Linked DNA regions of Homo sapiens: region 1 is linked to region 2. The links are chromatin contacts, found by Hi-C or POLR2A ChIA-PET in ENCODE. All regions are on one chromosome and are shown on one strand. The core of a region is the stretch at or near the end of the contact, and the rest is flanking DNA. Distances in the headings are between cores, read along the strand shown.

The links. Hi-C counts contacts between places; a loop is a spot of excess contacts on that map. ChIA-PET counts read pairs that join two places held with the same protein, here RNA polymerase II (POLR2A).
Region 1: a loop to region 2 is called in a map of mammary epithelial cell, with 3 times the contacts of the local background. The contact joins two enhancer-like sites. A Hi-C loop is called at or near these places in 1 of 168 maps with a recorded cell type or tissue (mammary epithelial cell) and 1 of 37 single-sample maps with no recorded cell type. POLR2A ChIA-PET finds 5 or more read pairs at or near these places in 1 of 52 experiments (PC-9).

Annotation. Positions count from the first base shown.
Region 1 is chr9:71,679,393-71,682,092 of GRCh38, forward strand. No RefSeq gene overlaps it. Among named protein-coding and RNA genes, the nearest start is that of CEMIP2, 88 kb to the right of the region's middle. Within about 2 kb of position 1,324, at least 5 of the 41 ENCODE cell types and tissues checked have a DNase peak (open chromatin) inside an H3K27ac peak, as active enhancers do.
Region 2 is chr9:71,505,642-71,508,341 of GRCh38, forward strand. No RefSeq gene overlaps it. Among named protein-coding and RNA genes, the nearest start is that of CEMIP2, 260 kb to the right of the region's middle. Within about 2 kb of position 1,315, at least 2 of the 41 ENCODE cell types and tissues checked have a DNase peak (open chromatin) inside an H3K27ac peak, as active enhancers do.

The DNA of each region.
Region 1 (2,700 bases), core at 74-2,573, 170 kb after region 2:
GGAGTCTAGAAATCTAATTTTTTAGAAAACAAACCATCACGTGTTTCTGATGACCAGCCATGTTCAGGAGCCACAGCTGTTCTCATTTAATCCCCCCTGTAATTTCACAAAAGTTACTAATGGATCCACTTTATAGATGAGAAACCTGAGGCTCAGGAGGAAGCTGCTCCTAGGACCACCGCTAAGTAGAGAGCCTTAGCGGAATCAAACCTAGATTGGTCAGCAAAACAACCATACCTACAGCAAGTAACTGTATCAGACACTTTACCCTGACTCCACTTCACTTCCTCTAAGAACTATTTTACTTAAAAAACAACTGACTGCATGCACTCTTGAAAGAGTCAACAAGTTTTGTCATCTTTCTCTCCCATCGGAATTCTCTCATTCTCCTACCCATAGTGGGAGCTAAGGATGTTTCTTGCCTCCTAAGACTTGGAAGTCTTGCGTTCTCCCACATCAGAAACCTACCTGACCCAGGCGCTCCTCCCTCAGGAACTGGATGTTGACAATCAACATGGGCTGATGGGAGAAGGTGAACCTCCCACACCCACCCTCTTCCCTGGCAAGGGTCAATCTCATTATCCACTACTCAGCCACCTCCTGCAGCCCTCCATAAAGTTCATGCATTAAAAGGTTTTTGCTTACAAAGCAAACTGCTTGTATGAAATGATTCATTCTACCTCACAAAAAAATACATCTGAAATTATCAATCAGAGCTTCAATAAATGTAAAATTAGTAAAAAGGGTGGATAGTTTCATCAAAAAGCAAATAAACTTATGTTTTTGTTAGTCTGTGCAGCCTAATTGTGGCCAAATGTACATTTTCCTTCAAAATCCTTAAAATAATAAAACAAACTTGCAGAAAATAAAGAATGGCTGGGATTTCAGAGTAGGAATAACTGTAGCCAAAGGAATCATTGTAGTGGTATTTCAGGCATCATGGCGGGAGGACTTAATCACGGGCTCCAAACCTTTGCCCCAGTAACAGCCACATACTCTGCCCAATATGAAATCTGCCCTAGTCAGAAAAAGTTCTAGGGAAGACTGTGTAGATAGAATCATTAAGGTTAAAAAAAATCAATTTTGTTCAGATGTGTTCTCTGTTGAAGGGAAAGAGGGAAAGGAAGAACAGCCTCACTACATGCTATGAGATGGTCAAACTTTAGTGTTCACAAGAAACATCTGGAAAGCTTGTTATAACATAATATTCCCAGCTTCACAACTCCTGGAAACGCCAGTTCTCCTGTCTGAGCTGGGGCTTGGGATCCTGCATTTTCATCAAGCACCTCAGGCGATTCTGATGCAGGTTTCTTCCTTAAGTTGCTATTTAAAAAATTCTGACAATGTGGTAAGGTTCCAAGAACAGGACAATGAACGCTGGTCTACACTACACTGAGATCAAAGGTTGGTAAACTTTTTCAGTAAAGGGCCTAACAGTACATATTTTTGGACTGACAGTCTCTGTAGCAACTACTCATTTCTACCCCTGCAGCAGGAATTGCCCACAGTTAATAAGTATACAAGAATGAGCTTGGCTGTGTTCCAATAAGATTTGATTTATGGACACTGAAATTTAAATGTCATAGAATTTTCACCACATAAAATATTACTCTTCTTTTTCTTTCTTTTGTTATATTTAAAAACATAAAAATGATTCCTAGCTCAGAATTGCAGGCAGAGGTTTGCCAACTCGGATTTTTCAATTGTGATCATGAAGCCAGCTTTTCTATGGATGAACTTTAAAACTTAATTTTTCATATTTAGACTAATTATTTTGTCCCTCTTAGGAAAATTACAAAAACACATCTATAAAGATGTTTTCTGGTCCACCCTTTGCTGTATTTTCAGATATAACATGTTCACAGCTTGCTATGGCTGATAATTTTGGATGTCCTGTGGGGCACAGTTCCTCATTTAGAAATCACAGTTCAGTCAGTCATTCTCTAAATTTACCACATAAAAATAAAAAGTGTGCGTGCCCTTATCCACAACACCAGGGCCTACTGAAGCATCCTTTTATTAGTTTTTTTCTCAAATTGAAGATAAATAAGGGAAAAACAAAAAAACCTTTTCTCTTCCAAATGACTCAAATGGTCTAGCAAGTCTGTGAACAGCATTTTGCCATTTGTGAGCAAGGAACCAGGAATGGAGTTCCTTTATTTTTTTTCCCTCCATGACCTTTTGTTGAAAACTAGCTTAAATAGTGTCTGCTCACATTTCCAGCACACTGGGTTATAACAGTAATAATGTAATCATAACTAACAGTAATGATACAAATCTGCTGCCCTATTAAAGGTCTTTACCTCCAGGGGAATTTCTCAGGTTATTAAACATTGTTTAATAAGTATCTGGAAACCAAATAAGAATTCCAGAAGTAAGCTCCAACTCTGCATGATGAAATTAACAAACATTGTCATCATTGAATCTATGTATTGTGTTTATCTACTAGGAACAACAGAAAAAAACACTTGAACTAACTAAGCTCATTCCTTCTTACTGAAATGCTTCTCAACCAGACACATCCAAACATGACCTCATCTCTTAAGGAATGAAAACCTACTGTAGTTATCTAAAGCACTCAAGCCTCGATCTGTCACTTCATTACCTTCCCCTCCTCAAGACAAAGTAACCCACTTTAATGGCATGAGGATGTGTTGTCTCTTGATGAAGTTAGAGAACAGAGGAGTCATAAATCCTCTC
Region 2 (2,700 bases), core at 65-2,564:
CTTGCCTTATACTGCTTTATCATCTAAATATCATGAGATTTCTTAATATAAGTTAGTCAGAACTTTAACTTCTAAAATTCTATCTTTCAATTAGTATTATGATAATCATACAAATGTAAGGCTTAGTTGAATACCAGCTTACAAAATCGAAATGACTCATGTTTTAACTTGGTGAAGAGCACCTATATGTTTACAAAAAATTCAAGAGACAGCAAAAGTCCTGGCATCACTTTTGCCATTGTTGGCAGCTATAGGTCATCTGCCAATGTTTTGCCTATCTCCAAAAGTATTTAGTGCTAGGGAACCATGACTGCATTTCATTTGCCTGATGCCACATCAAATTAGTTCCAATAATGATAATGGTTTGGTACTATTATGTGCAAACCAAATGGTTTTGTGTCACCTGTTTACCTGTTTTATAAGAACAATGGATCTCTGTAGTTAGACCTGAATATTTACACTAATTATGTTTTCATTTTCATTTGTGTTTAGGTAACAGGAGTGAGAAAAATGTTTATTAGCTCTCAAATAGAGGTAAAAACACTAATTAAAGAGGAAAAGGTGAAATGTTATTCCAGTCAAATGCTAATCTAATCTAATAACAATTAGAGCATTTGTAGCAAATGGAAACATCTCAGAGTAAGAATGCTATTATCATTTTAAAATCATATGGTACTCTTCTCTGCTAATCATTAATTAATCTTGCACTCTGTTATCACCAACTTGATGATCCCATTTGAAACCAGTTGAGCCTGTGCCTTGCACATTTTGCCAGAAAATTTGCTATGCTAAACTTATTCTTATACTGCTAGATCATAAGTCTGCTAAAAGTCAAACCTTAAATCAACTGGCAGATTATAGTTTACAACTTTATGAATGCCCTTTATAAGCTATCAAAGCCATTTGTAGACTTTTACGAAGCAACAGAGTGTAATGAAGTTATTTTGGGTGGAAGTCGATGTGCTAAATGGAATCAGCTGACCCACGATTTATCCAAGAGTTTGTTAAGTAAGCATGTCAGCCTCTACTTAGATGGTGAGAAATAACTGCAGTGTCTCTAAAGGTATTCTACTTGTAAAAAATTCTGTGTTCCTCTGTCTCTCTCTACCTCTAATTGTACATTTTCTATTCCCTCTCTCTAGTAACTCTACCATGTACTTAACAATTTAACTCTAGAAAATTCAGCATGCAAATTGGTCTCATGAAGAATGATTGTCATAATAACTAATATTTTGGCCAAGAATGAAGATAGACAGAGCTAAAAAGAGCCCAACACACAGTGAGGAGCCAAGTTCAATCAGACCTAGGACTTGAAGCGCAGTTGCTCAGCCAAGTGCAGCCTAGTTCATCTGACTCAGCTGACTCACACTCTACATGCAGGAAGAATAAAAATAAATGAATCACTGTGTTATAGGAGTAGTTTGTTGCACAACAATGGCTGACTGACACAGATCTTCTGTGAAGTAAGACAATTTGCCTAACAGTAGACTTTCCAACAGCAATGATGAAGCTAGAAGTCAATAAAATAATATTTCCAATGTGCTGAGATAAAATAATAGCCAACCTAGAATTCTATAACCCAAACAACTATTTCTAAATAGTTAGATGAACAAGAAAAAAGTGCATTTGCAATCAACAGACATTCACCAAAGAAACATCCAGAAGGAAATATATGGTCCCTAGAAGGAAAGTCTGAGAAAAGAATGGTGAGCAAAGAAGTTGGGAAATATGTAGTTATAATAAACAAACATGGGTGGCATAAAATATTTAGTCTGAATTACAAGGTTTTTACCTAAAAGATAGAATTAAAATACTAGGCAGTATCCTAATGAAACTAACATTTCTGGCATTCTTATAATACTCAAGAGAAGACTAAGGTAGTATCTGATACGGTTTGGCTGTGTCCCCACCCAAATCTCATCTTGAATTGTAGCTCCCATAATTCCCATGTGTTGTGGGAAGGACCCAGTGAGAGATAATTGAATCATGGGGGCACTTACCCTCATACTGTTCTCATGGTAGTGAACAAGTCTCATGAAATCTGATGGTTTTTTAAAGGGTTTCCCTTTTCATTTGGCTCTCATTCTCTCTTGCCTGCTGCCACGTAAGAAGTGCCTTTTGTCTTCTGCCATGATCGTGAGGCCTCCCCAGCCACGTGGAACTGTGAGTCCATTAAGCCTCTTTTTCTTTATAAATTACCCAGTCTTGGATATGTCTTTAACAGCAGCATGAGAATGGACAAATACAGTACCTATAGATTTTGTTAAGTTAAATGCATGTGGTAAAATCTAAAAGTAACCACAAAAAGAACAGAAGTAAACTGTATAACATCTAAACTGATAGAAGGCAGAAAATTAGATAAGAGAAGCTAAGCAAGCTAATAAAAACTTCAAATTTTTTTTAAAGTCAAGAAAAAAGCATAGTTTGATTGCTTCTAAGCTAGGAGAAATAATTTGAGTTATAGTATTGAATATGCAGGGTCCAAATATCAATACAAGACATATAAGCAAGAGAGGACTTAATAAAGGGGCTAACCAATTCCATAAAGAAGACTGGAATTCATTAAAGAGGGATTGTAGCCACCCAGGGCTGAAGCCGGCATTTTCACTGAGCCTGTTAATAAGTTTGATTTGATTTTTAAGTACTTGTAGATTTTCCTCTACTTTACCAGAGGTGTTAATCATTACTAAACCCAATAAA